Regions from separate parts of the Homo sapiens genome. Here region 1 is linked to region 2. Evidence: chromatin loops called from intact Hi-C (ENCODE). Cell type or tissue: IMR-90. All regions are shown on one strand. Each heading gives the region's core, and the rest is flanking DNA. Links, peaks and the distances in the headings are about the cores only. Region 1 overlaps SOX1-OT (SOX1 overlapping transcript). Region 2 overlaps LOC124903251 (a long non-coding RNA gene).

Region 1 (15,198 bases), core at 10,541-14,540, 540 kb before region 2:
ACAGACCCAACAGGAAAGAAGGGAAAAAACTCCTCATCAGAAATAAAAATAAAAACAAAAAGCAAAAAAAGCTTTAAGAAGTGCGTGACAGATGGAAAGAAAGAGCATCAGAGAAAGGCGGAGAGGGGCCAGCCCAGAAAAATAACCAGCCAAATACCACCAGTGAGGCTTTGCCCCACATTCTGTGAGGACAAAGACGGCACCTACTTTTCATCACCTTTACATCCCCAGGCCCAGTACAGTGCCTGGCACATAGGAGGAGACTGGGAAATGTTTCTGAAATGAATGAATGAATGAAGGGAGGAATGAATGAATGAAGAAATGAATGAAGGTCCAAAATTTAAAAAACTCCCCAAGCAAGTAAGAGGTAAGACCTCCAAATCCTGTAGTTGATGAAATAGGAAATGTGTATTCCAATTGCACTTTAATTCTGGTCCATAAATAAGCCTTTATGAGCAAAAGCAATAAGACTTTTAGATATGCCCACTGTTCCCACAAAGGGCAGTTGGGTTACATGTGACAGAACATGACAGAGTGTCGAATTTTAGTTAGTGACTGGAGATGTTTAAGGACTTCTGAGAAAGAAGCACTAGGAAGAGAACATTGAAATGTCAACGTAGATCAGGGTCTAAGGTACTGCAGACAAAGACCTCTGGCTAGGAGGCGATGCTGGATACACAGCACACACCACACTGGACACACCTTTGGGGTTTTCCCTAAGAAAGTAAGGTGTTTCTTGGCCTGACCTCACTCTCTCCATCACCCCTTGAGCCAGGGAATCCATGTGAGTGGGTCTGCCAAGAAGACCAAGTGAAAAAAATGAGAGTCTTCCAGTGATGTTTTGAGTGCCAGGTCCAGGTGCTTTTACATTCATGACATCGTTCAGTTGTCACAATAATCCTACCATGTAGGATTTAATATCTCCACTTTATGGATTAGAAAATTGAGGATTAGAGAAGTCACCAACCAGTGCTCCAGGCAACTGCAGGTCACGAAGCTGTGACTTGCCTCCAAAGACTGCTGACTAAAGGCTGGAAAGTCTGGCTTAACCTACTCGTGTGCATATCACCTATGAATTAGCATAGTCAATAAATACTAGAAATGTTACAGTTGTTTTAACTTTTCAAATGAAATTTGTTTTTATTGTGAATTAATGACTGAGAAGGCCCTTTCTTCCTATATAACATGGGTTATTTTTATTTTTATAGCATCTAATATTATTACAATATTATACACACACGTATCAGCAGACTCTTCCTCTTTTGAATGACAATTACTCAAACTCACCCCATTGACAATATCTAACTCTTCGGTGAAGTCTTTCAATAATTGCAGCTGTGCTTCTATATTCAAGGACTGGAATAAAGTGAAATATTGACCCTGGTCAGCTCCGATTCAGAGAAGATTTTGATATACCAATTGTATTCCTATTCAACAATTTGTACATTCCATTCTAATTGCATCTGGCTTACTACAGAGGTTGAGTGTTGAGAAAAAAGAATGGGGCAGGAGAACATGAGAGGGAAGCTTGTGTTCAGTTAAACATAAGTACAGAAATTCAACAAACCTGTGAAATTCATTATTTTATGGCTCATCAGTTGGTTCAGCTTAAGTCCTTGGATAAACTGCATAGAAAAATATTACCGCTTTAGTGAAATTACTGCTTCTAATAAAGAATGGGTAAGCAGAATCTCAAGTTATATAATTTTTTTTGATGAAGTCAATTCCAACAACGTGAAAGCCACTGCCCTGGGTGATGATAAGCAAATGATGCCTGAATGTGAAGGTCATACTCGGCTTTAGCTGATTTCAAACAAATAAACAAAAACAAAAAACAAAAACCCTCCACCACAAATGATGATTTCGGAAAGTTATCTCACCCCTGGAATCACCTGTGATGAGAGCATGATCCTTCTAGCTGCATCCTCTTCATCCTTCAAGCTCCCGCACCATGAGGCCCGACCCTCCCGGGGTTGCACAGCTGCACCCCACAATTCCACACTGAAATCTCGGGGTCCCTCCGCCACATCCGCACAGCACATCTGCCCTGAGCAATTGTTCCCTGCCCCTCCCTCAAAAGACCTAGGCCCAGTTCCACCTCACAGCTGAAATAAGACATCCAGTGCACTGCACGAGCCCGGGCAGGGATGCTTGCTGGAGTTGACATCTGTTCCAGTCAACCCCCACCTTCCTGAACGGCACATGCACCTCGGTAGGAGACGAAGCAAAATTCTGTGGTTAGATACTTTTACGTGGGAAAATAGTGAACTTTAGCCGGAAGGTGAAAATACATTCTTTTCTGTACATTTAGAATTAATGAATCCTATAGACCTGTGGAAACTGCTTTTAAACATCTGATTTTCCATTAAGATATAATTAAAATTAATGGCACAGAGAAGCTTTAGTTCTCTGGAGCCCCCCCCCCCCCGGCAGGAGAATATTTGTTCTGTATATTTTTAAGAGGGTTTGGGGGGCATTAAATTATGCTTTGATTGTATTCCATCAATGAGAATATAAGACACACACATTATTATAAGAAACAAATAAGCACTTATTAACTGTGTGTGCATTCATGGGACACAGAAATGGTCTCAGGCTGAGCTTATAGTGAAGCAAATTAAAATTAGTGTTTTGACTTTTGTTCATTATAAAGTAAATACTAGCCTAAAGATTCCTAATCAGTTGCCAAATACCTATCATGAAGGAATATGCATTGCCGAATGAAATCGCTGTCCTCAAGAGAAAGCTCTGAGAATTCTTTTAATCTACATAAGGACAAATTTGCCTTTCATCACATTTTGTAGTAAAATCCAAAGCTTCGTTTTGGCCTTCCAGCCACAAGTTTAAGTTCCCAAAATGAAGAGTTGGTATGATGGTTATTCAAAGAAAAGGAGAAGTGTGAGTTAAGCACGAAGTCAAATGCAATCCACGTTGTAAAAATCGGAAAACCAGTGATCTGCTGTGATGTGGGATCAGTCATGGGATGCCTCCTGTTCCCATGTGCGGTTGGTGTCGGAGTTAGACATCATCAAGAGGTGAAAATTTGGGAAGACATTTCAAGGATGACGGAAGCTCTGAGTGAGTGAACAGATATTCTTCGTGCAGAATAATCCCCCGTGGCACTGGTTTGCCGGCAGAGCAGAATGTTTGAGACCTCACCCCGCAGCCACGCGCGGGCGTAAATCGTTCTCAGCACGAGAAACACAAAGGCCGCAGGATCCCGCGAGCCGCAGGGGGTTGGGGTCATTTTTTTGATGCCGCCGCCCTTAAGAGTTCCAGTCCTTCAGGCGAAAGGGGCAGATCAGGCCTTCGGGGAGGACCCTTGCCTGGGAGAGGGAGGGCAGTGCCCCAGGGGCCGCCTCCGGTGCCTAAACAAAGAAGACGGTCTTCTGAGCGTCCGCCCTCCCCGCCTCGCCGCGCAAGGACCCCGCGCTCCTGGGCCACTTCCTCTTGCAAACCACGAGGAAAAGCCAGTTTCCACCCAGACGGCCGGCTGTGGGCAAAGGGAATAAAGCGCCGGTGCCGCCACGCTCTGCACTTGGCTCTGGGCCTGGCGGGGGTCTGGCGCGGCCGCAGACACCTGGGTGACCTGGGCCGTGGTTGCCGGCTCTGCTCGGACAGAGAGTCTTTTTATTTGTCGCCTCCGCCTTCTCACCACTGAGGCCGCAGGACAGCCTCGCTGCCCGGGGCCGAGTTCGGTGGACAAGGGGGCAGCGCCCACAGCAAGCCGGAAAGAGGGAGGCGCGGGGCCGCGCTTGGGGCCTGCCGCTGCACGCCAGCCTGGGCAAAGAGCTGCCACCTTCTGCGGGCGAAGCGGGTCGGGACGCAGGACGGCAGCGGGGCTGGAGGCAGCTACGTGGGTCCACACCCCCATGCCCTGCAAGGCTCCTTGGCCCTGCTTCTCCTCTGTCTCGGCGGGAGAGGAGCAGCCTCGGTTTTACAGAATTTCAGGGTCGCGTCTCCAGCGCCCCGGGCGAGGCCACTACGTTTAGGAGCGCTCGCCTTCGCTGCGCTGTGTACCGTGTACACACTGGCTCCGTGCGCGAGACCCCGATGTGGGTTAAAACTCCACTTCACAACCCCCATTGATACGGGTTTGACATCTGTTTGCCAGAGTGTTTTGCACTTAGCCTAACACCCGCTATTAAGTGACAAAATTGTGGCAGCCTGTCAAAGCCAGCTGACTGGCAGCTGCTCCGCTTACAAAAACCATTCAAATATTTGCAGGTTTTGAAGGTTTATGCAGTGTTGTACCCAATCTTTCAGCGACTTAACATGTAAAATATAAGTCAAAGTTTTAAATCTGGATTCCAAAATGTTTCCATTTTCCATACAAAAGGAAAAAGCTTTCAAGGAGCCTGCTGGAATGGGTCCAATTCCAACGTGTCTCCGCGTTTCCCGCCACGAAATTCCTGCACAAACCCGGTTTTTTAAAGATGTCAAGGACCAACTTCCTCTTGTTACCAGCATCTTGGAGGACTGAACTAAATTGCCTTAAACTCCAAGGGAATACAGTTTCTCAAAAGTAAATTTTTTAAAAATCCCCAAGTAAAGAAACGTACCTGCTTAATTTTGCTTTTGACACTTAGACCAACGTGCCTTTGGGGGAAAGCGAGGCTGCTAGGAAGAGTGTTCCTAGTCAACATCTGAGCTCTGGCGGCTTCCAAAACACTCACTCCTCCACTCGCACTTCTAAATAGCTTAGTCCGATTAAGAAATAATTTGCAAATGACATAGTGTTTCTCTAGATTAAGATCCATCGAGTGAAGTCATGTGGGGTTTTTGTCTCCGAGATTAGAGCCAGACAGACAAGGATCTCCTGCAAACTGCAGCTGCCGACAATGGAAAAAAAATTACCCTGCGTTTGTCCGGGGGAGATGTGTGCGTGGGTCCGCGCGCCCCGCACCGACACTGAGGGCTGGCACGCCCTTACTGTCTTTCGATTGTGCTGGACTTGTGCGTCCTTTTTTTTTTTTTTATGTTGGTAAACATATTGCCTTGGGTGTGAGGGGGTCACAAATCCTCTGGGCAAACGTGGGGTCGTCATTTTCAAAAAAGCAGTGAGTTTGCTTGTGATACATTTGCAGGGAGTCTCAAGGGTGGTGGTCTTAAGTCCGAAGTGCTGACAGCCTCACTCAACTGTGGGGAGGAGGCAGAGAGGGAGGGTGGAGACAGAGACCCAGACCCCGAGAAACAAGTGTGGCTCCAGCCCAGGAGCCTCACAGAACACATTTCCTCCTCCGCCTTCGGCTCTGCGTGGGCTAGCCCCGCGCTAGGGAGGGCAGGCAACTAGGTCCTCCGAGGTGAGGCTGGGGCTCCGCCTGCAGAGGGAGTGACAGCGCGCCGCGAGGGTCCGCGACCCAGGCAGGGGTGGCCGCACCACCCCGGAGCGCCGCACAGCCCCGCAGGCCTCCCCTCCCGCAGTGCGTGCCTGGAACGCGGGGCCGCCTGGCCGAGGGACGTTTACCTGGAGAGCTTTGTGTCCACAACACTAATCCTTAGACACTGCTTCGTTCAGCAGCTGCCGTCAGTCGTGAGGGCACTAGTGTGGGGATGGGGGCGAATTCAGGAGCCCGTCGCAGAGCAATATTTAAAAAGGGGGGGGGGAGCCGGAGCTGCTCCCAGGGGAGGCCTCGCGCGGCGGCGCCCACGGCCACGGTGTCCCCGCTGCGAGCCAACAAAGCTGAGGCGCTGTCCGCGGGAGGAGAGAGCCCAGCGCGGGGACCGGCGCGGGTGGGAGTGGGGGCGCGGCGCGGAAAACCCCAGGGAAGGACCGGGTGGACACGGGACGGGAGGGGGGTGACATCCTCCCACCCGGGGGTTAGAAAAGGTCCGGGTGGTAGTTCCAGGCGAAAATAGGCAGCCCTCTGTGATGACAGAATTGACAACTATTTTTTGGGGGGGCGGGGGTTGGACTTCCGAGTCCCTCGGGACGGAGGCGCAGGGGAGCAGGAGGGGTGCCCCGTCCCTGCAGTTGCCTCGGCCCGAATCCCGCAGGCCAGGCCGGAACGCGGGGGCGGGGGCGCGGGAGGGGGACCCGCGGCGGGAGGCGAGAGCGAGCGAATGGGGAGAGGAGCGGGGAGCAGGAGGGGACGCAGGGGAGAGGGGACTGGGGAGCGGCGAGAGGAGGACGGGAGACGCGGCTCCACCTCCCAGCTCAAAACGGCGTCCCAGCTGCTCGCAAACCAACTGCTCGATTCTATTCACTGTCGAGTAGGAACAAAAAAGTGGCTATTTATTAGAATACTTGTTTGGTATTGTTCCGCGCCACACAAAAGGCGTTTCATTATGTGGAGGGATCTCCTTTTTCCAGAGAGAAACAATAACTTGAAATTGTCTTTAAAGTCTTTTCTATCAATAATAAATTTCATTTTCTTGTCTCTCTCGCCTGCAGTGTGTGTGCGCGCGCGCGAGGCGAGGAGAGAGGCGCGTGTGCGAGTGAGTGTGCTAGCGGGGGTGCGCGTGTGAGTGTGCGCGTGTGTGTGCGTGCGCGTGGCACCGGCGCCCGCGGCTACGGGGCTGGCGCTGCCGGAGCCGGGCCGGACCGGGGTCCGAGATCTGCGTCGCGCTGGGCACGCTGGCCACCCGGTCCGGAATGAGTCGGGGCTCCGGGAGGTGCCCGTGGGCAGAGCGTTAGGGGCGCGGCCGTGCCGGACCCGCCCTGGGGACCCGCTGGAGCTGGAGGAGGAACTAACTGTAAGTGTGTCTCGAACTTGCGCGGGGGCTTCAGCCCGCCCGGGGCTGCGGAGCTGGCCGGTAAAGGCTCTCGGGAGAGGGGCGCGGTGTCTCCACGGTGACTTTCCGTGAAGGAGGATGGGGTGTCTCCGCAGCTTTGGGGCCCCAGGAAAGAACAGGTGGGTAGATGTGGTGGCCACGGCTAGCGGACTCGCCGCGGGGCACATTTGTCATTTTCTTATCTGTGCGTTCACTCCTCCCCCATCCTCGGCTTTTGGGATTGGCCGCCGCCCAACGGACCCAGACTGTTTCTCTCTGGGTCGCCATTTTTGGGGAGGGGGGAGGGAGGTCGAGTCTGTGGATTTGGGGGAGAGGTTCTTGTCCGCCACAGCTCCGCGCCCCCTCCCCGCCCCTCGCGGCTCCCCCACCCTCGCGTTCGGCAGCGCCAGGCTGCGCTCTCCCCGGTGCACACCCGGCCGCGCCGAGAACTAAATCCGCGGGCTGAAATTACGTTTTAAAAATTAACATGTTGAAGCGTGTGCCATTTAGTGAGAGGTGTTTTGGGCAAAGAATCAATTTAACTGTGACTGACCGACGGGCTTGACTGTATTAATTCTGCTACCGAAAAAAAAAAAAAAAAAAAAGCAATGAGCCGCAAGCCTTGGACTCGCAGAGCTGCCGGTGCCCGTCCGAGAGCCCCACCAGCGCGGCTCACGCCTCAGTCTCGCCGCCCCAAGGTGGGATCCGACGCCCAAAGGAGGGCGCCCCAAGGTGGGATCCGAGCGGGCCGCCCTAGGAGGAGTGAACCCCGCCCGGGCGCACAGCTCCGTGCGCCTGTCCTCCCTCCTCCAGCGAAATCACACCCGCTTTGCCTCCTCTTGCAGCACCGCGCGTGCCTAGGTTCTCGGTCTGCGCAGCTGGGAGTCTCCCCCACCAGCGCCGCGGAGCCGCCCGCTTCCGCTCCCTCTTTCCGCGGGTTTGAGCCTCCCGTGGAGAGGAAAGGTCACGAAGTTTCAAAGGTGAAATGGATTTTCGGCGGTGGCTGGTGCGGGAGTCAATGGGCAGGGCGGGGCAAGCCTGGCAGTCATCGACCCGAGCAGGGACCCGGCTGGCCGCCTCCCCTTGCAGGAAACAGGTGTTTGAACGCGATAGCGGCCGCCAGTCAACTAAGGCATTAAAAGCTCGCTTTATAACATCGATTTCCTGGAGTGCGGTGGGGCCTGCGTTCTGGAAGCTCGTTTGTGAAAGGCGGGGTTGGGGGAATTGCCCTGATGGTACCCCAGTTGGCGCAGAAGATCCCCAAAAGTCCCTGTCACCGCAGCGGCGGACAGCGGGGCTGCCCAGGCGGCTGGGAGGGCAGCTTTTCCCTCCCGCTGGGGTGGAAAGAGGAGTCCTGCTCCGTTCCCCACCCAGGACAATGGTCTTGTTACCCCGGCCTCCTCCCCTGCACCTAGGGCCTGGCATGCAGAGAGCGCCCGCAGCAGAGGGGGAAGTCTCCAACAACTGGCAGGTGTCCCCCGAGGAGCTCCGCTTGATTTGGAAGGGTGGTTAAACCGGGATCCAGGAGGAAAGCAATTCCGTTGCCACCCACATCCCCTGGGCCCTACCAGGCTTCTTCCCCTGCTAGCACATCTCCCGGATGCGACGCAGGCCAGGTGGCAGGGCTGAAGCAGGCAGGCACACAGGAGATGGCATGCGTACCTGTAAGGATGAAGAGAGAGCCTTCAGATGGCCTAGTGCTAGGATCTTGTTATCAATGTCATGGAAACGGATGGAGCCCTGTGGGGAGGCTGCCACGGAGGCAGAGAGAAAGGGGTTGGGGAAGGGAGGGGGCTGGCACCTGGGCGGCTGGACTTGCTGGTCCTAGTCTCCCTCCCCGCAAGGAAGAGGAGGCCCCGAAAACCTTGCCTTGGCTGTGCTGGGTCTGAGGGAAGAGGCTCCAAGTGGCGAGCCTTCCTGTGCCTACCTGGCTGATGGCAGAGGATACACCACCTGAGAAGGCAGGCTGTAACCAGCCTCTACTCCAGAAGCAAATCTGCCTGTGTGTTCTGAGCGTTGAGCATAATTGTAAACAGCTGAAAATAATGAAAATGCATAGAACCCCTACCCTGAAACCCACACACCCCTCCACTGCCGCCCGATGGGGTCCTTTGTCTGGGTGGGGCTCCTCCACTCCCCAGAGCCATGGGAGCCAGTCCAGAAGGAGTCAGTCCATGAAGGGACAGGTGGCCCCTGGGGAGTCAGAGTGGCGTGTTTCTGCTGGCAAGAAGAGGTGCAAATCTCCCTTTAGCTGGTTTAGCAGAAAACTCACCTATGTTTGCCCACTTCTTCTCACTGCCTCTAAGTTGAGATTTAGGGTCAAGCACCATCCAAAACAGGGCTCTTTCTCTGCCTGATCTGCCAAACCTCCCCTATCTCATTTAGGTGGCACTCTCTCCCTAAAGCTAGTGTCTGTCCTGTGGGGTATCCGACCCTTTCAGGGTCAGCGCAGGCCATTCCCGTTCCCCCGTCCGAAGGATGCTGCTCTAATACAAATGTGCTTTCCAAAGAGGCCCTGTGCCCAGGTAGTCACAGGCCTCCACCCAACCTGAGGGAAATCTGATTTCTGCTCACAGGACAGCTGGTTTCTGTCTCTTCGAGGTAAGATAAATGGCATTCAAATGGGGCCAAGAGGCCCTCTATTAGCTCAGCGTGCAGGGCACTGGCGCTGCGTTAAAGCCCCATCCCACAGCCTGAAGATTTAAACAGAACCACTTTCCCCATTTGCTGTTTTCTGAAGTAAGCAACCCATGCGACTGAAAGGGCTTGAAATTGTGTCAAAGTGATGTTTTAATCTCATTGAAAAGTGTATTAAAGGACAAGATGTAATTTATGTGAGATGCTTCGATGAAAGCAGAGATTGGAGTGGATGGTCCTTTCACTCGTGTGAACCTCGTGTCATGTTTATATTGAAGCCTGTGTAGCTAATCTAATTTGCAATAACAGGGATGGCCTGTAAGAAAAAGCATCTCTGATTTCACTTCATTTCTTTTCATATAGAAATTCCCTATGACTTGTCTCCTCTTGTGAGTGATGCCTTTTCCATCTGAGGGCTAATGAGAGAGGATGGAGGAAAGGCCTGTTGACTCATAGCTGCTGCACTGGCTTGCAGGCAGCCCCTGGTCACTGGCTCGCTGAGACTAAGCTGGTCCCTGCACTGGCCTAAAACGCTGTTTTTGATCCTGCAGAGTGAACACTACAGCAGCCCTAGAATGTCAAATCCCACCTGCTCTTCCACACTCCGGGGAGCAGGAGTGGGGGTGTAACAGGCCAGACCAGTTTGTTTCTCCCCAGAATTTCGGCTTTCCCAGTTTAGTCAGATGTCCTGCACTCTTGGACATTTATAATCGGCAGTTTTTAATGGGAGTGGTTATGAAGCTACCCCAGATTCAGAAAAGTCTGATCTCGTACCGGCTCTTTACACTATTACAGAAACAAAACACACCTAGTGCTCAGAGGAGGTGCTTTGTGTGCTCAGGATGGCATCGAACACAAGCATTCTCCGTCAATAAAAAACAACATGCGTTAGAAAATTACAACTTTTGTACAACGTAAAAAGGTGTATTCAAGCTGTTAATTACGGGGGTTTGTGTAAATGAAACTTTAGCAGTGACCCATTTAATTTTGCCGTAATTACTGACAAAATAAGACAAGGCTGAATCACAACACGGTATATTTATCTTGAAGGAGAATATTGCGCTGATGTGGTAAAACCAAAGAGTAAGAGCAAAAATTTAAAAGGGAAGCGCAGAAGTATAAAAAGTGCAAAAAATCACACCCTGAAACCATTTGGGTTAAAACCGCGGAAGACTTAGCTTAGGCGACTTCTCTAAAGAACTCAACCAAATCTGAAAGGCACAGGCATTTTCTCCTCAAAATCCGAGGCTCGAGAACCATCTCCTCTGGCAGGGTCCAGTCTCAGCTCCGCCTCTTGCCTCCTCACCCACTTGGGCATAACTTTTGCGGGTCCTAGAAATCTGGGCAGCAGAAGAGGGAGGGGAACGCTCCCAGCCGGCAGCCGCTCTGGGCGTGCACCCGCCACGCGAAGCCAGAGGTTGGACGACGCAGCCGGCCAGGCGCGGCTCCCGGGGGACCCCGAAACCGCCTGTGGCTCAGGCCCTACTTGGCAAGAAGAGACTGGGGAGTGAGAGGAGGGGTCACTCTTGCTCTCTCGCACAATAGACTTCCCGCAGGCGAGTGCGAACGGCCTTTTGCTTCCTCCTTCTTTTCCAGGACCCTTAGCGACAGGAGAGGAAGAGAAGCGGCCCGGCGGTTTAATTGCCAATTTCCTGATGCAGCCACAGGGCCCAGCAGCGGCTCAGCCTAGGCCACCGGGTCCAGGCCTCTAGGCAATAGGCCCGGCGCCCCCTCCAAGCACCGTTTCCCGCCGACCCCGCAGTCATCACTGTGAGCTCGAGAGTATGGGCAGCCTGTGGTGCCCTGAGGCGCCGGGCGCTCGGCGCATCCGCCGTGCCCACAGCGCTGAGGACCAACTAGGGCTGCCCTCGGCCAGGGGCACTGTGCCCGTTTGAGTGGCACTCGGACCTGGCGAGGGGTGGAAGCCCAGGTAGAGCTCGCGTCTTTAAGAGCCACCCGACAGAACTGCGCGCTACATCTGCGCCAGCTGGGCTGGGTGGGAACAGCGCAGAAATACTCCCGTGCCGGGGCGTACAGGGCAGGTAGGCCCAGCAGAGAGTCTTCTCGGAAAGTTTCCCACAAAAGAAGGGCCGGGCAGGCCGAGCGGCAGGAAAAGCCGGTGCTCAGCGGCGAGGCCCGAGAGGTCTGGCATCCGGCGGCCTCCCAGCTTTGCTCGGGTCTCCCGCCGCCTCTCTCCAGAGCCGCCCGTAGCTCCGTGGGGCGGAGGGCGCAATGCCCCGCTCTGGTTCCAGCCTTTTTCCTCCCCTTGTCTCCTCTTTCATTCATAAACCTGGTGGCTACAGACGCAGCTTGAATATTGACGTCTCTCCCCCAACTGCTCTGCCGTTAACCCAATTACAGAATTCATCAAGAACTGTGTTGAATTATCTCTTTCCATACAGTATCAGCATTAGCCTAATTAAAAGCTATAATGTCTGATATAATGATTAAATCGTTAGCTCTGCTGTAGGGAAGCAATATTTTGTTTTCCCTTCAATTAGAAGCTGATTGAGGTTTTCAGAGCAGGTCAGCTGTGAAATTTGAATTATATGTGTGAGTACTGCTCACAGGGTGAGCCCCTACTCCAAAGCTCCCAGAGCTTCTCCAAATGCTTTCACCCAGAGAGCTCGGAGGCACACAGCACGCGCGCGTGCGCGCGCGCGCACACACACATACACACACACAGTTGTTTGTTCTTCGATTGTGAATGTGCGGCTCTCCACACGAACCGCCCGAAAGAAAGCCTGGGTCGCTTTTGAGGAGAAGGAGTTTCTTGACCCTTCCCCGCAAACGCTACTGGAACGGCCTCCAAACTAGGACGCCTAGTCAGGCAAAGGAGAGAGCGGTGCGCCGGCACGCAGACAGCTCTGCTGCTATCCCTGATGGCCAGGGCTCTCTTTCCGTTCTCCTTCCACACACCCCCTTTCCCTGGGCTGTTATTATTTTTTTTTCCTCCTTCAAAACCAAACCAAACCACCACCAACAAAAACTTCTGTGCTACTCTGGCTTCTCTGGTTTTGTTTGGGAACAGTGGAACCAAGTTAGCCCGGGCCAGGGCGCAGATGATGGACTCAGAGCGCCCAGGGACCCTAGAGAGAGGAGCACTCCTCAAGAGCCCCCTGGCCATCACCCGAGCGCCCTGGAGCGCCATCACCCGAACGCGCGCTCCAGGCCCTCGAACAAGGCCTCTGGCTGCCAGAGCGAGTGAGGGGCGCAGAGGCGGCAGAGAGCGGAGAGCCCCGGTGTCTCCGCGAGGGCGGCGGCGGCCAGCAGACGGCGATCGAGGCGCGCGCCACGGCACGGCCAGCGCAGACACGCCGCGGGGTCTCGGGCCGGAGCCGTGCAGCCGGGCCCGCTGCCTCTTTGCCCCTCATGGCTCCGCGCGGGAGGAAACCGGGCCTTCTCCGCCCGCCCTCCTCTCGCTGCGGTGTCCCCAGCACCCCCGCCCCGCCCCCGCGCGGTCCCCACCGTCGCGCTCCCCTCCCTCCTCGCCCTCGCTCCGCGCCTCCTGTTGGCAGAGATGGCCTCGAAGGCCTCTTCCAATTTGAATGGCTCTTTCTTCTTCTCTCTCCCGCGCTTTCTTTTCCGCCTTCTCCTCCTCTCCTTCTGACTACTCTTGTCTCTTTCAAAAGCTCCGCCTGGAAACTAGCGGCTTCCTCTTCATCTGCCTCCTTTAACTGTGGCCTCGGCCCTCTGGGGCGACACCAGAGCGCGGAAGCCTGAGCCCCTCGGAGATCCGGGGAGGCACCTACACATGGCCTCAATCCTCCAACCGGCCCCAGAAGCCGTAGGAGCTGAACCCAGGAGGGCAACCGGTTGTGGTGCGGCCACATGTCCCTGGAGAGTGTCAGCAAGACGGGTCGACTTCACCAGGACCACGAAAGACAGGGCAGAGTTTCTGTCTTCTTTCACTGTCCCGTAGAACTCCTAGCTTGTCCATCGTGCTCCTTGCTTGGGACTCGGGACTGACACTGGGCCAGAAAATCCACCTCTAGATGCCTCAAAGCTCGCTTTCATGCTGGGGGGCGGGCGGGAGCGGGGAAGGGGGACAAAAGCTAAAAGTGCTAATTATTCCATACAGACAGTTTAAGCTAATGGTGTTACAGTCCAGCACTCAATTTACTTGAAAGTTGAGGTTTCTTGCATAATGGCTTAACCTATCACATACATACAGGCATATATGTGTGCGTGTAACTTCTAGGGATGGCTTGGTTCTGGATTGGCTTTGAAGATTATGACCACAGGTTACATACAACAATAGAAAGTGTCTTTATCCACATTTCTAAGTTGATCTTCGCTTTGGCATTTTGAGCAAAGAGGCACAATGAAGTTTCTGAGCTGCCAAAAAAGCAAGTTTGGTCAATCAACAGTGACAGTAACCCTGTGCCTGGGGGTCTAGACTTCCTATTACATTACTTGGGAATAGGGAAGTCAGTGTTCAAATCTCCAGGAGTCCAGCCTTTGGGAAAGTACTGGGTTTGAAGGAGGTAACTGCCAACTTGGCTGGAGGTAGAAGGGAGAAGGAGGTGCTTTTCAAACTGGTTTTGGACTGTCTTCTCTCTTCTTAAAGAGTCACTGAGGAAAGAGTTTAGAAGGAGCAAGAAATTGAGGCTTCCAGAAGCCATCGATCACCAGCAGGAGTTAATATTATGCTCGTCAATCCTCATGCCAGGAATGAAGGCACAGAGGTCTAGCATGCAGTGCCCTGTGCTGCCTAATTGGCACTGCCTGCTGCTGCCAATCATTTATCGCTTGGCAACAAGTTACACCTGCAGCTTTGGTTTAATACTTATGCAGGTGGCCACACATAGTGCGTGCAGCCGCTTGGGCCTAGGGAACATCTCGTCACTGAAGAGGGCTTATGGAGAGCACCCTGAACGTTGAGCACTAGTGTGAGCTCACAGGATGCTAAACCATTTTCCTCTTATTTAGATGCTCTGAAAAACAAGGGTAACGTCGTATTTGGAAACAATTTTCGGGACTATGGTAGAAAAAAAGTAGACCATTTCAAAGTCAGCTATCCAAGTTCCCCAAAGCATAAAGCATTCCTGCAAAGCACACTGGAGTGCAGGGTGTTTATAAAATAAATTGCTCCATTGATATGGAAAATAATGTGCCAAGCCTGATTCATACAAAGCATTTTCAGGGAGTCTTAAGCTATTTAGTTTAAACTCTAAATTGAAAAGCAGAGGAAAGAAATCTTTCAACTGCTAAGTGGATAATATAGTTTATAATTTGTAAACCATTTCCTTTATTTCAGTCTTGCTGACTTTCCATAACACACTGGATCTCACTGCACACCCATTGCCTCCTAAATTATCAAAGAAAAAAATGGGGCTATAGCATTCCCAAACAATATTATTGCTCCTTTTTTGTTCATTCACAATGTAACTGATATTTGTAGGTAGTGCATGTAACAAATCAAAAGATTTAACAAACTCGACTGGTGAAATAAGAAGGTAGTTGGAAGCCCAGTTTATAACCTAGATATTTAGTGAAAAAATAAATATAAAATGATGTTCCCTTTCTAATATAATTATATATTACTTGATGGATTTACTAGTAAATGCTGAATGGCCTGGAATGAAAGCAGTTTAATCTGCAGAGAGATCAATTTGCTGTTGCACTTCACACTGTAGCAACCCTGCAATAATAAAACAAACCCTACAGTAATAATCATAGCAATTGAGAGGAAATAAAGCATTATTCTTTTACCTTGGACAAGCAACAGGGTCAAGAAATTCACAACCTCAGAAGTTTTTTTAAGAGGAAAAAAAAGGTGTCACGTGTTCGCTGCCCAACAGACTCAAACATCCTATTACTCCTATTACCGTTATCATCATCTTT
Region 2 (15,198 bases), core at 7,502-11,501:
CTGATCTTACAAAAACAAAAATTGGAGTTTATGGCATGATAAGGAAGAGAGTGGTGGCTGGTCTGTCAGCCTGACTAATGGGCTCTTAAGGTTGCTTAGGGATCTGGGTTGGGAACTGATGGTAAAATTGCAGAATACAGACTAAGCTGTAAATAGATTGTCCTCTTTAGGGATTTGTGCTCAGCTTTAAATTATCTTAACTTATGATTGGATTAAGATGGTGTGCAGGATTGCTAGTGCCCCTAGTACTTGCAAGAATCAAACATAAATCCCCATTAGAGAAATAAAACTTCATTCTAGCCTCAAAGTACCTCTATAAGCTTTCACATAGTGTCTCAGTCACACAATACAATTTAACCAGTCAGGTGAGGAGACAACGAGTGTTTTGGAAAACCAAGAGAAACAACAGAAAACTAGAAAGAGATTTACAGGTGTTACAGACAATGCACTATGAATAAGATGCTCAAGGGAAATCAAAGAAAAGATTGGGAATGTTTGGCAAAGAATTTAGAGAACAACAACAAAAAAAAGCCAGTAGGAACTCTAGAACTAAAAAACATTAACTGAAATTAAAAATCAACGTGTGACCTTAACAGCAGTTTAGATACAACTAAAAAAAAAAATGGTGGTGACATGAAGAAAACAGACACATGAAAACATGCTGAGAAAAGGATTTAAAATATGAGAAAGAATATGAAATACATAGGGGACAGAGTGAAAAAGCATAACATTCATATAATTGGAATCCAGAAGGAGGGGAGAGAGAAAATGTGTCAGAGACAATAACTGAAGAGAACATGGCCAGTGACACTCCCAATATGGCAAAAGACATCAAGGCAATGATAAAAGTGCCACAAACCACAGCCACACTTGCCTAAGGAAAGCCATGCCGAGGCAAATGTAAGCAAAATCCTCGGAGAGCAAAAACAGAGACAGTCTTAATAGCCAGAGGAAAAAAGAGGTTATCGTCAAAGGCGCACCAATTAACCTGATAGTTGATATTTCAGCAGAAAGAAAACATAGAGGCCAGATGAAGATGGAATTATATTTCCAAGTGCAGAAAGAAAACAACTGCCAATCTAGAATTCTATACTCAGCCTAAATATATTTTACAAAGAAAGAGAAACAAAGGCTTTTTTAGAAGAACGGAAATGAAAAAGATTTACCACCAGCAGATTTATAGTAAATGAAACACTAAAGACCATTTCCTTCAGGCAGAAGAAAAATGATACTAGATGAAGGCTAGCACTGTAGGCAGGAACACACAACAGTGGATGCCATGAATACAGGATAAATATGAATGGATATTGATTAGAAAAAACAATGTCTTAGGTTTAACATATGCAAACTTAAATACATAACAAAAATAACTCACCAATAAAGAAGACGGTAAATATTATTAAAGTGCTCTGTTACCTTTGAAATGTCCTAAAAGAGGTAAAAGTACCATTTATATTAAACTTTGATATGTCAAGGATATTTGTTGTAGTTTCTAGGGAAACCATTAAGTGAAGAGTGAAAATACTGATAACTACCAAACTAATAAAGAGTAAATTATCGCCGGGTACGGTGGCTCATGCCTGTAATCCGAGCACTTTGGGAGGCTGAGGTGGGCGGATCGTGAGGTCAGGAGATGGAGACCATCCTGGCTAACATGGTGAAACCCTGTCTCTACTAAAAATACAAAAAATTAGCCGGGCATCGTGGCGCACGCCTGTATAGTCCCAGCTACTCAGGAGGCTGAGGCAGGAGAATCGCTTGAACCTGGAAGTTGGAGGTTGCAGTGAGCCAAAATCGCACCACTGCACTCTAGCCTGGGTGACAGAGCGAGACTCCGTCTCAAAAAAAAAAAAAAAAAGTAAATTATTAGACAATAAAAGGTTTCTATAAATACAAAAAAAAAAGAAAGAAAAATGAACATACTGCAAGAGGGATAAAAGAATATAAAGATGGCAGAGTTAAACCAAAATATCTCACAAGTTACATCAAATATAAAAGCACTAAATCCACAGAGGTAAAGTACAGTTCTGATCGCGTATTATCACGGGTGCATACTGTCAACACGACTTGTCACTGTTGGTGGTAATAACTTTGATCACCTGACTTGGGGTGCTGTTTGTCAGGTAAAGTTATTCTATGAGGTTATTCTTTTTCTTTTTCTTTCCATACTGTAGTCTTTGGAAACAAGTCATTACGCAGCACACACCTAATAAATGGGTCCTTACGCTCCACTTCCCTACGGATAGAATCTCCACATAAATTATTTACCATTGTTCTGACTGAGAGAGTTGTCTATTCTCCCTCATTTATTTATTTATTCAATAGTTTATTTATATTGGTATTTATGGGCATTTAGTTTATATTTTGAGTTATAATCTAAAACTACTTTGCTATGGTTTTTTGTTTTTTGTTTTTTCTTATAGACGGAGTCTCACTCTGTTGCCCAGGCTGGAGTGCAGTGGCGTGGTCTCGGCTCACTGTAACCTCCGCCTCCCAGGTTCAAGAGATTCTCCTACCTCAGCCTCCTGAGTACCTGGGACTACAGGCGCATGCCACCAGGCCCGCCAAGTTATTTTTATTTTTTATTTTTTTTTTTAGTAGAGACGGGGATTCGCTGTGTTGGCCAGGCTGGTCTCAAACTCCTGACCTCGTGATCCGCCTGCCTTGGCCTCCCAAAGTGCTGGGATTACAGGCATGAGCCACTGCGCCCAGCCTACACCTTATGTTTTATACCATTTTAGATTTTATACCATTTTTATACCATTTTAGATTTACAGAAAAATTGAGAAGATAGTACAGACTGTCACACGCCTCTCCCCATCTCCCCACCCCCTGCAGCTTTCTCCTATAATTAGCATCTTGCATTAGTGCACAGTGAATGGACCAATATTAAAACATGATTATTAACTGAGGTCCACAGTTTGCATTAGTCCATGCTAAGACTACGAATCCCACACTTGTGCACCCACTGTGTCATCTCTTCTCCATGAAATGGATCCTTTTAGCTGAGGCGACGCTGGTGGGATGCTGCGGTAGAGAATTCCCAAAGACGGCTGCAAATCATCCCATCCGTCTCTGTGTGAGTCTGTTTCTTCTCTCCATGATGTGGATTAGTTTTAACATTCTTTTATATTCTATCTCTCATGTCACACTTGATATTATAGGGGAAAAATGCATTCAACCTGCCTAAACTGGAAGCTGTATGATTAATGAGGTTATCAGTACTCAACCCAATTAATATAACGAGCTTCTGATTGATTGACTAAAACTAGTGAACAATCTTTAAAATTGCAATTAATTTATAAATTTATACTCACTTTTCTTTTATGAGATCAGAATGATTTGTTGTTCTGACATCATATCAACGGATTGAAACTTGAACCAGGCTTTGAAAAACTCCTATCTTTCAGGAAAATGTCATTAAACTGTTGAAAGTAGATGGATAAATTACTTTAGAAGTCAAGAAGTCTTTTAAACCACTCTCCTTTCTGTTATCTTGCTTTATGAGCATGTAGTGTTTCTTCTTATACTTAAAAAAAATTGGAATTAATTTTCAAAGGTTGACATTTGATAAGGCTTTACTATAAATATCGCTAGGATCGAAGGATGCTTTTTGCCTCTCTCTCCGGGTTGGCAAGCAGAAGCCACTACTCGCCTCTTCTCCAGAATCATTTTCGCCTATATTCTCCTGTCTTATAACTCAGGTCTATAGTTACGGTTTTTGAGGCATATTAAGTTTTTGAGTATGGTGTTTAAGGGGAACACTGTTTCTTTGATTCTAAACGTATTTTAATTTAATTTTAAAACACAATTTAGCTCACACCTGTAATCCCAGCACTTTGAGAGGCCAAGGCAGGTAGATCACTTGAGGCCAGGGGTTCAAGACCAGCCTGGCCAACATGGCGAAACCCCGTCTCTACTCAAAACACAAAAATTAGTCAAACGCAGTAGCGTTTGCCTGTAATCCCAGCTACTAAGGAGCTGAGACAGGAGAATTGCTTCAACCCAGGAGGCAGAGGTTGCTGTGAGCCAAGATCACGCCACTGCACTCTAGCCTGGGCCACAAAGCAAGATTCTGTCTAAAAAAAAAAAAAAAAAAAAAAAAATTTAAAAGAATACAAATGGCTTTTCATAATGGTGATGAAATGTCCTTGTTTGGACACAAAATTCCAGGACTAATATTTTAATCTTCTCTCATCTTGCTCGTCCTCATATGGCCCATTTAATAATGCACTTGCCATGAACTTTAACTTCAGTTTACTTATAAACTGGTTTTCTTTGTAAATTGGTTTAGTGTTCTCATTCTGTCGCCCGGGCTTGAGATGAGTGTGGATTCATTCTCTCGGTAGCGTTAACAGCGCTTCACAGTTCCCCGCGGCTCTGGCCAGGGCTGCTGTGAGGACTGGATGAGGTAACGAGAAGTGTGTGCTGAGACATCTGTGTTCGCCCAGGTGGCCTGTGACATCTGGAATGTCGGGTTCTGAGGTCAGATCACTCTCGAAGGTCAAGACCTTTGGAGTCAGGTTGAAGGTAGCAGTTGGGCATGCCCCAGTCAGGTCCGACTCATCCCCAGCCATGTGAGGTGAGCTCCGTGTCCCCCCTTTTCAGGCCTATACAACCTTCTCAAAGCCTCTTTCCGGATTCATCTTGCTCTAAAATATTGATTTTCATGACAGGATATTCCTTGTGGCCAATCAAGTCTATTAAGCTTCTGGAAGCCAGAGGGTAGGAGAACCCAGGTGCCCCAGGGCCATGGCTACAGAGAGCCCAGAAGAGTCCTGGGGTCCGCACTTCCTGCTGTGCCTCTGTAGCCCCGGGATGTCACTGCTGTTTTCATAAGTTATGATCACTGCACTATTGCTCCTTATGCCAGGCGCTTAGCAGTTATATCTCCAATCCTCACAACAACTGAACAAGGTCAGTCTTGTTCTCCCCATTTTTTAGAAGTGGAAGCTGCAGTCTGAAGTGGTGAGTAGCCTGCCCAAGTTCATGGTCGGGGGAGACCAGTGTTTGAATCTGTGCAGCGAGCCCCCCAGGCTGTTGCTTTCTGGCTGTATGGCAGTGCCTCGCATTCAGACATTTGTGATTGCTTAATATATTTTAATACACTCTCCAGTGTCTTTAGCCCTTCAGTCCTAAGGAATTAGAGGAAAGCATCAAGGGAGAAATCTGATAAGACATTTGAAAGAAAGAAGTTAATGAGTTTCCGGATGATTAGAGCGCTTATTCCCCTTCTGCTTGAACAAAGCGCTTCACCCAGATTAATAATATAAAGATGGAGAGCCTCTGTCCACCACAGAACCTGCAGCTGCAAACTCTTCCGTGAGCCACCACCGTGGTCAGAGGAGGTCTCAAAAGACCTTCTGAATAACTCTCTTTTCCCTCGGCACTGAGCATTGTACTCCATGATTGATTTGAAACACATGAATGCCCAGACGGGCCATTTATTTCTATAAATATATGTTATAAATTACCCTGGCGGCAGCAGGCTTCAGTTCACCTCTGCATAGGAGAGGAAAACATTTGTTCTTTGTCATATTTTTATATTTCATCTGCCTCACAAAACAATTGAGTGGGCTAGTGACCAACCATGCACTGCCACTGCTAAGTGTTCATTTTACCGAACGTTAGCTTGAATGTATTTTGAAAGATACAGCTGGAATTTACAGATGAGTCTGTATAATTTGAGGCAGACACTCAAAACCAAGAAACTCCCCCATCATGTGTTTTACACATTAACGGTTTTATTTTGCACAAGTTATATTTCTACACAAATGGCCCAGCTAACATTTATTTAGTGTATAATGTGACTATAAGATTACCATGTAAATATTCCCAAAGCAAGACCTGCATTATAGTCTGGTGTGCAAAGTCGGTTTTCTGTTAAAAAGCAGCTGATTTAATAAAGCACAGAAAGAGCTTGAGGCCGAAGACTGGGGTTAGGTGGCTCTACTACTGACGAGAAGAAATCATTTTACTTCCTCGCGCCTGCATTCTCAGCTAAGAAACACAAACTCTAGTATTTTATCAATTGTGGATTCTTACTGAAAGAACCAAATGGATCACAACCCATAAAGTTTGACCTTGCCTTCCGATTCTCCTCCAGGCTTCTCCATCCATGATCACAGATTTGCATACAAGAAGAACCGCAAAGTTATCTTTGCAGTTTCCCAGCCTATCTTTGTATTAAAAGTTCCAGAATTTACTCCACCTAAAACTGGGCAAGTCTTTGCTCTTTCCTAATGATTTTATTTAACTACTAAATCTCTAATATTTGGTAGATTTTGTTTTTTTAAAACTTAGAAGATATGAAGAATTCCATATAACGGTCCTAAATGTGCTAGGTGTGGTGGCTCACGCCTGTAATCCCAGTGCTTTGGGAGACTGAGGTGGGCAGATCGCAAGGTCAGGAGATCGAGACCATCCTGGCCAACACGGTGAAACCTTGTCTCTGCTAAAAATACAAAAGAAATTAGCCAGGCATGGTGGCATGCGCCTGTAGTCCCAGTTACTTGCGAGGCTGTGGCAGGAGAATTGCTTGAACCCGGAAGGCAGAGGTTGCAGTGAGCTGAGATCGCGCCATGGCACCCAGCCTGGGCAACATGAGTGAAACTCCATCTCAAAAAAAAAATCCTAAATGTTAGTAACAGTCACAAATTTATCATGCCTAGCATTTTTATCTCGGCTTATGGAATGGGGCCAAAGCTAACATACACAGAGTGAAAGGAAAGCAGAGAAGGAGGAAGGGAGAAGAGGGCAGAGGGAGGATGGAGGGAGAGAGGCTGTTCTGCTCTCTTGATTGATATCGATAATTGCTTTCTGCTTTCTTCATCCCAAATTGGTGCTCTTAACTCTCCTATTCTAGAAGCAAGAGCTAGAACAGAGACTGCAACACTGTCCACTTCCTCTGTTCAAATTTAGTCCTCCCTGGGATCCTATAGCAGTTTTCCAGTCAAAAAATGTGTTAATGGTGAACTCATAGAATCACTATTTCCAGTGAGAAAACAATCCAGTCAAATTCAAATGCTTTGCTCTCATTTGACCTACCAGTCTCTTATTAGGTTTCATTCCAGATCTTTAGAGTCTTGTATTATGGCTTTTTGTTTTCAATTCATGCATTCTTTTTATATTTCCAAGGTTTTCTTTGGGTATCTTTTAGTTTGAGAAACTATCTTCAAATATTCACCAACACACTTGTTTGTTTTGTTGTTGAGACAGGGTCTCACTCTGTCATCCAGGCTGGAGTGCAGTGGTGTCATCACGGCTCACTGCAGCATTGACCTCCCAGACTCGAGTAATCCTCCCACCTCAGCCTCCTGAGTAGCTGGGACTACAGGCATATGCCACCATACCCAGCTCATGTTTTAATTTTTTGTAGAGATGAGGTCTTGACATGTTGCCTAGACTGGTCTCGAACTCCTGGGCTCAAGCAACCCACCCACCTCAGACTCCCAAAGTGCTGTAATTACAGAAGTGAGCTACCATGCCTGGCCCAAATTTATTTTTATTTCATTGGCAAAAATAAGTTTTTTCCTGCTCCTAAGATAATAAATGTGCATTGAAAAATTTGGAAACCACAAAAAATACCCAAAGGATAAAAGTCAGGAGACAGCCCTGGTAATGGGTTAGTGCTGTCCACCCAGTCTCTCTCCACCGCGTGTGTGCATACACTTGTGATTGCACTACACATGATATTTTATAACCTCCCTTTTCACTCAATATCATATCTCATATTTTTCTATGTCATCAAAAAGGCTAACCCTTGGCTATTGAGGGCCTCCTAATACCCCATCACATGGATGTGCTGCTCTTTATGGGATTAATTTCCCTCTTCAAACATGACATCTGGCTTGTCTTTACATTTTTAAATTCTTCGCTATTACATATAAGAAAGTAAAAGCCATTCTAAAAGCAGCTTGGGGCCGGGCACGGTGGCTTATGCCTGTAATCCCAGCACTTTGGAAGGCCGAGGCGGGCAGATCACTTAAGGTCAGGAGTTTGAGACCAGCCTAGCCAACATGGTGAAACCCCGTTTCTACTAAAAATACAAAAAAATTAGCCGGGCCTGGTGGCAGGCACCTGTAATCCCAGCTACTCGGGAGGCTGAGGCAGGAGAATCACTTGAACCCGGGAGGCGGAGGCTGCAGTGAGCCAAGATCGCACCACTGCACTCCAGCCTGGGTGACAGAGCGAGACTGTCTTAAATGATAATGATAATAATAATAATAATAATAACAACAGCTTGGGACCCAAACCATTGGCTGAAGCCCATCTGTAAAGTCATGAATTTGGAGTAGACAATCACACAGGCTCTTTATCCCAACCTTTCCATGGAGCTCAGGCTGTCAGCCACCTCTTCAGAAGTCGGAATGCCTGGAGAGCCCTTAGTCCACGTGTCAGCTGCGCCTCCGTCTTCTGCCTCCACTTTGTCCTCCACCATTTGACCAGGCAGTGCTGGGAAGCAAGGAGGGGACCAGGCTGGAGCCTTAAGTCCTGGCGCAGCTGTCGACCGTCAGTGCGGCCACTGCAAAGCGATGTAAATGTCCCAGAGTGGGGCAGCTGGTCGGTAAGACGATGTCACAGACGCCTGGGAAGAGGAATGCACTGGATAAAACGCTGCGTCACTGAACTCTTATTCACAGCCCTGAGCATCCGCCTTTGATTATATTCATAGCCTTGAGGAAGAGCTAGAGATGAGGCATCTTTCCTCACGGAACAGCCGACACAGATATTACAGCCTGGCTTTGGGCTTCAGGAGACGGGCTCAGAGACATCAAGTGCTCTGCCCAAGATCACACAGCAGTGAGTGGCTGAGCAGAGGCCAGACCCCTCCCGCAGCCACTTTGTAATGGCGGCTACAATCACCGAGACGGGCTGAATTTCAAAGCCTCTATTTAAACAATGATGAGCTACAAAATGCATTCTTACTTCTTAGGTTAACACTTTACTCATAAATTAGGAGATTAAAAAGTCGATATAAAATGTATAAAAAATCTTCACCAGATGACTTCCACCGTGTCAGGAAGCTGCTATTTCTGTTACGTTTTACTGTTCTCTTCCCCAAATCCCTGGCGTGTTGCCTGGAAATTCGCGATTTTCTGTAACTCTTCTTCTAGCTCCGAGGATTTCGTTTGAAATTCCTGCCGCAGTCGGAAACATTTTGGAAGACCGCATTTGAGCATTTGATGCAGAAAAAACACACTCCCGGTTACCAGCAAGATCGCTGTGGGGAATGAGGCACTCGAGAAAATCTACATTTGGCTCTGAATTTTCTCAACTTCTTTCCTTCCTCTAGGGAAACAGAAGCGCGGAAAGGCGCCCTCTCCTTCCCTCAGTCTGAGGCTCTTGCCCGCCAGGCCCTTCCCGACTCCGCCCAGGCCACGGGCTGCCCCACCCACACCGGCCGCCTGAGGGGAAGCGGCGGCACCGCCCGCGCGGGTCCGGCCCTGAGGCGGCCTGGTGCTGCCCCCTGCCGTCCAGCGGGAATCGCAACCGATTTCAGAGACGAAATCTAAGAGTAACTGTCAGATGATTAGGAGGGTTCTCCCAGTTCTACAAATGAGTCTATTTGATCGTGGTCCACAATCTTTGCCTGACTGAAAAAGGCGGTTTTCAGAATGCGGAGGAGCTCGTTCCACCCTGCACGAGCAAGAGAACGTTGGAGGCTGCAAGGTGCCCTGCAAAGCCCTTCAGAAAGTCCTGGTGAAATCCCAGTGCCAGAGACGACTCCGAGCGAGATACTGCTTTGGACTTCCGTGTTCCAATCCTCAAAGTAGATTTCACTTGCAGGATTTTGAGAGGTTTAAAAAATACCTGGCAGGCATGTAAAAATGGCAGCAGTAAAAGAGGGTATGGAATTTTTATTTGTAGATTTCAATATATGAACTTTTTCAAGATTACATGAATAAGATCAATAGAGAGATTCACTTTAGCATACTGAGTCTGTTTTTAAATGAACCTTAATTTAGCATTATACATATGTCAGGATTGCATTATTTTATATATTAAAACTAATCCAAGATTAATGGGAAAATAGAGAATCTAAATTTATCCAATTATTTCAATAGTAGTACTTAATAAAGCTCCGGCTGTAGAGATTTATTGATTCGGCAAACAGAGATGGTCTCATCTCCACAGCACAAGAAACCCTGTGCATCACAAATGAGTTTCACGGGTTTAAAGTAAAATTTCTAGTAGCTGTTTTTTAAAAGTGTAAAATTAATTAATTAAGATTGTTTTATCTTGTATCTTACTTTGCAACCAGTAACATTGTGGCTTCAGAGCCACAAGTCCTAAATTTGAATCCAAGGCTGGCCTCTAGGCAAACACCTCTCAGATGCTAGATGGTGCCTTTGAAATAAGCACGTGTTATATAACCCAGTGTGCACAGAGGCCTCATGCCCACAAACTGTTGCTACCTGGGAATGTCAGATAGTCCTGCCTGCCACTGTCACCCCTGAACTGTATGACTTGTTTCTTCTCCTATGGCCTTGACTCTTGGTTCTTGACTCTGGTATTCACTTGGCCCTGGTGTCATCCATACTAACATGTTGTATATAAGATGCATGTGTACAGTGAGTTTTTATTTTTCTAATTACAAAATGAATAGATGTTCATTAAAAAATTACACCTTGCTGAAATCTGAACTAGACCAGATTAGCCTTGCAAGGCTCTGAAAACCAAATTGTTACTGGAATTACAGTTCACAAAAATAGGCCAGGTCCTATACACTGAACCTAAACAAAGCTACTGTCTGTTAAAAATCAGAAACTTAAATAGGATCAAGAATCTTGGCATAATATTAAAAGTGTGCAGGATACAAGCAAATATTGCTTGTCACAACAAGAAGCAGGAGAAACACAACTTGAATAAGAAAAGACAATCAGCTGACACCACAGTAAAGTAAATCAGAAGGTGGAGTTATAAGATGCTCAAAGCAGCCACAACAATGCTTCAACAAACAATTATGAACTCAGTTGAAATAAATGAACAAATAGGAAACTTAGCAAAAACGAGAAATTATTTTAAAAGGACCAAGTAGAAATTATAGAACTGAAAAGTAAAATAACAGAAATGAAAACATGCTAAATGAGCTTAATAGCAGAATGGAGACGAAAGAGGTTAGAACCAGTGAACATGAAGACTGAGCAATAACATTTACACTCTGAACAACAGAAAGAAGATGGACTAAAAAAAATGAACAGAGCCTCAGGGTCTATGGGGCAGTAAGAAAAGATCTAACATTCACAGCATTAGAGTCCCATAGGAAAGGAGAGTGTGGGGCTGAAAAGAAATTATATCTGAAAACTTTCCAGATTTGGCAAAAGACATAAATCTACAGATTCAGGAAACTGAGAGAATGCCAGTTAGGATAAACCCCCACAAATTCACACCAAGTCACATCAGAATAAAACCTTTTCAAAGACAAAGAAGCAAGCTTAGAAATCTGAAACCATGGAGTCCAGGAGGAAAGGAGCTGAAAGAAAAAGACTGTCGGCTGCAAATCCGAGACCTGGCAAAATGAGTCTTCAGGAGTAAAAGGGAAATAAAGACATTCTCAGACAAAGGAAAACTAACAGAAATGGGCTGAAAGAAACCTGCTGAACAGAAAGAAAATGTTAAAAGAAGACCAAAAATTGATTGGGCACAGTGGCTCACACCTGTAATCCCAGCACTTCGGGAGGCTGAGGCAGGTGGACACCTGAGATCAGGAGTTTGAGACCAGCCTGGCCAACATGGGAAACCCTGTCTCTACTAAAAATACAAAAATTAGCCAGGTGTGGTGGCGTGCACCTGTAGTCCCGGCTACTCGTGAGGCTGAAGCAGAAGAATCACTTGAACCTGGGAGGCAGAGCTTGCAGTGAGCCAAGATTTTGCCACTATACTCCAGCCTGGGCAACAAGAGTGAAACTCAGTCCCAAAAAAAGAAGACCAAAATTTCATCAATAAGAGAAGAGCAATAAAACTATTCCTTTTTTTTTTTTTTTTTTTTGAGATGGAGTTTCACTCTTGTTGCCCAGGCTGGAGTGCAATGGCGCGATCTCAGCTCACTGCAACCTCTGCCTCCCGGGTTCAAGCAATTCTCCTGCCTCAGCCTCCCAAGTAGCTGCTATTAACAGCATGCACCACCATGCCCGACTAATTTTGTATTTTTTAGTAGAGACAAGGTTTCTCCATGTTGATTAGGCTGGTCTCAAACTCCTGACCTCAGGTGAACTGCCTGCGTCAGCCTCCCAAAGCGCTGGGATTATAGGCATGAGCCACCGCGCCCAGCCAATAAACTATTCTTTATCTCATGAGTTTCTTAAATAATATTTTATGGTTAAAGCAAAAAAAAAAAACAAAAACAAAAACAAAACATAACCCCAGCCTGGCCAACATGGTGAAACCCCTTATCTACTAAAAGAAAAACACACAAAAATTAGCCAGGCATGGTGGCACCCACCTGTAATCCCAGCTACTTAGGAGGCTAAGGCAGGAGAATTGCTTGAACCCAGGAGGTAGAGGTTGCAGTAAGCCAAGATCGCGTTCCACTGCACTCCAGCCTGGGCAACAGAAGAGACTCTGTCAAAAAAACAAACAAACAAATAAACAAAAACACAACCCCATCTGGTGTGCTGTGCAATGTATGTAGAGTAAAAACTTGAGACAATCATATTTTAAAAGTGGGTAGGGTAGGGCCTAACACAAGCAGCATTTCAAGGCTTGACTTGAAGTGGTGAAACGTTAATACAGTAGCCTAAGATAATTTATTTATGTGCACTACAGCACCTAGAGCAAGTGCTAGAAAAGTTACACAAAGTGATATACTGAAGAACTGTTATAGATAAATTCAGATATATTTCTAAAAAAAAGTTCAAGTGATTCAAGGCAGAAAAGAGAAACAAAGGAATAAGAAACAGAAAAAACAGACACAAATAATAAAATGGCAGACTTAAGGCCTAAAATATCAATAATTACCTCAAATGTAAATGACATAAATATACCAATTAAAAAAAGATTAGCAAGCAGCACAACTCAATTACATGCTGTCTATAAAAAGCTCACTTCAAATATAATGATTTACTGTATTAGTCCATTTTCACACTGCTATAGAGATACTGCCCAAGACTGGGTACATTATAAAGAAAAGAGGTTAATTGACTCACGTTCCATATGGCTGGGGAGGCCTCAGGAAACTTACAATCCTGGCAGAAGGCAAAGCAGACACCTTCTTCACAAGGCGGCAGGAGAGAGAGAAAAAGCCCAGGGGAACTGCCATTTATACAACCATCAGATCTCGTGAGAACTCACTCACTATGGCAGGAACAGCATGGGGGAAACTGCCCCCATGACCCAATCACTTCCCACCAGGTCCCTTCCTCAACACCCGGGGATTACAATTCAAGATGAGATTTCGGTGGGGACACAAAGCCTAACCATATCAAAAGGCATAGGGATACTGAAGTAATAAAATGGAAAAAGATATATCATACAAACATTAATTTTAAAAAAACAGGAGTAGCTTCATTACTTTCAGATAAAGTAGACTTCAGAGCAAAGAAAATTACTCGGGACAAGAAGAGAAATTGCATAACAATAAAAGGATTAATCCACCAAGAAGAAGTAGTAATCCTAAATCTGTGGGCACCAAAAAACCAGTGCTTCAAAATACATAAAACAAAAACTGACAGAGCTGAAAAGAGAAATAGCCAAATCCAAAATAGTTGGGGGTTTCAACATCCAATTCATTGAAATGAATAGAACTATGAGACAGAAAATCAGCAAGGGTATCGAAGAATGAAGTCACACCGTCAACCAGCAGGGTCTAGCTGACATTTTTCGAACGCTGCATCCAACAGCAGCAGAATCTACATTATTTTCAAACATCATTCCTGTCAATCACCAGGATACAGTAATGTAGGTCACAAAACCAACCCTAATAAATGTAATAGAATTTAAATCATACAGAGTATGTTCTCTGACCATAATGGAACCAAACTAGAAATCTAAGACAATAGGAAAATCTCCAGCATGTAGAAACTAAACAACATACTGCTAAATAATTCATGGGCCAAAAGACATCACAAAAGAAAATCTGAAAATACATAAACTTATAAGACAATGAAAATGCAACATACCAAAATTTGTGGGATGCAATAAAGTGGTGCTAACAGAGACCTTGACAGCTCTAAATGTTTACATTAGAAAAGACGAAAATTAATCATGTAAGTTCCCAATTCAAGCAGCTAGGAAAAGAAGGAAATAATAATAAAAGCAGAAACTAGTACAATTGAAAACAGAAAAAATAGAGAAAATGAATGTATTACAAAGTTAGTTCTTTGAAAAAGTCAGTAAAATTGATAAACCTCTGAAAAAGACAGGAAAGATAAAGAGGACAGAAATCACCATCAGGTATAAAACAGCAAGTATCAGCCAGGTGCAGTGGCTCACATCTGAAATTCCAGCATTTTGGGAGGCCAAGGCAGGCGGATCATTTGAGTTCAGGAGTTCAAGACCAGCCTGGGTGACATGGCAAAATCCCATCTGTACAAAAAGTATAAAAATTAGCCCCTTGTGGTGGCACACACCTATAGTCCCAGCTACTTGGGAGGCTGAGGCGGGAGGATTGCTTGAACCTGGGAGGCGGAGGCTGCAGTGAGCCGAGATTGCACCACTGTACTCCAGCCTAGGCGACAGAGCAAGACTCTGTCTCAAAAATAAATAAATAAATACACAAACAAATAAAACAGCAAATATAACTGCCGATCCTGCAACCATTATGGATAAAAAGGGATTACTATGAACATACCTACAACTTACACTCACGCATGTGGCAACTTCGAGGGATTAATCAAATCGTTAATCCTTGAAGAAATGCAAATGAAAACTGAAGCGTGATGCGACTTTACACTAAAATGGCCAACACAGAAAAGATGATAATATCAGTTAGCAAAGGGTGTGGAGCAGCTGGACTCTCTCCTGCCATTGGGATTGTATAATAAAATGGTGCAGTTACTGGAAAATGTGTCACATTTCTTATACAGCAAAACATACACCAATCTTATGACCCAGCAACTCTCCTAGAGAAAGTATACGTCCACAAAAAAAACTTTACAATAATGTTAGGGCAGTTTTATTTACAATAACCCCAACAGAAAGCAATATCCATCAACAAGAGAACAGACACACAAAGTGTGGTGTGATCATACAATGGAA

Evidence for each region. A loop is a pair of places that touch in the nucleus more often than their neighbours do. Peaks named below come from ENCODE experiments on the same cell type or tissue, not always from the same donor. Only the 100,000 strongest peaks of a DNase experiment are listed, where the experiment ranks them.
Region 1: a loop joins it to region 2, with 25 times the contacts of the local background. A loop is called at or near these places in 3 of 110 quality-filtered maps.

Annotation. Positions count from the first base shown.
Region 1 is chr13:112,050,330-112,065,527 of GRCh38, forward strand. All of the region lies in intron 1 of SOX1-OT (SOX1 overlapping transcript), which reads left to right. LOC124900341 (small nucleolar RNA SNORD44) reads left to right here and starts at 1,749; the gene lies at 1,749-1,809. RefSeq lists a silencer at 3,537-3,737 and an enhancer at 5,670-6,399. In IMR-90, for the core only: a CTCF peak has its summit at 12,600 (motif pointing right); no DNase peak of the experiment used is centred there; H3K27me3 peaks cover 3,401 bases.
Region 2 is chr13:112,597,105-112,612,302 of GRCh38, forward strand. LOC124903251 (a long non-coding RNA gene) reads left to right here. Exons shown (of 2, transcript XR_007063945.1): 2 at 1-1,567. It also overlaps a transcript of TUBGCP3 not described here. Among named protein-coding and RNA genes, the nearest start is that of TUBGCP3, 17 kb to the left of the region's middle. RefSeq lists silencers at 9,271-9,320, 9,351-9,580. In IMR-90, for the core only: a CTCF peak has its summit at 9,458 (motif pointing left); a DNase peak (open chromatin) is centred at 9,387; H3K4me3 peaks cover 390 bases; H3K27ac peaks cover 204 bases; H3K27me3 peaks cover 321 bases.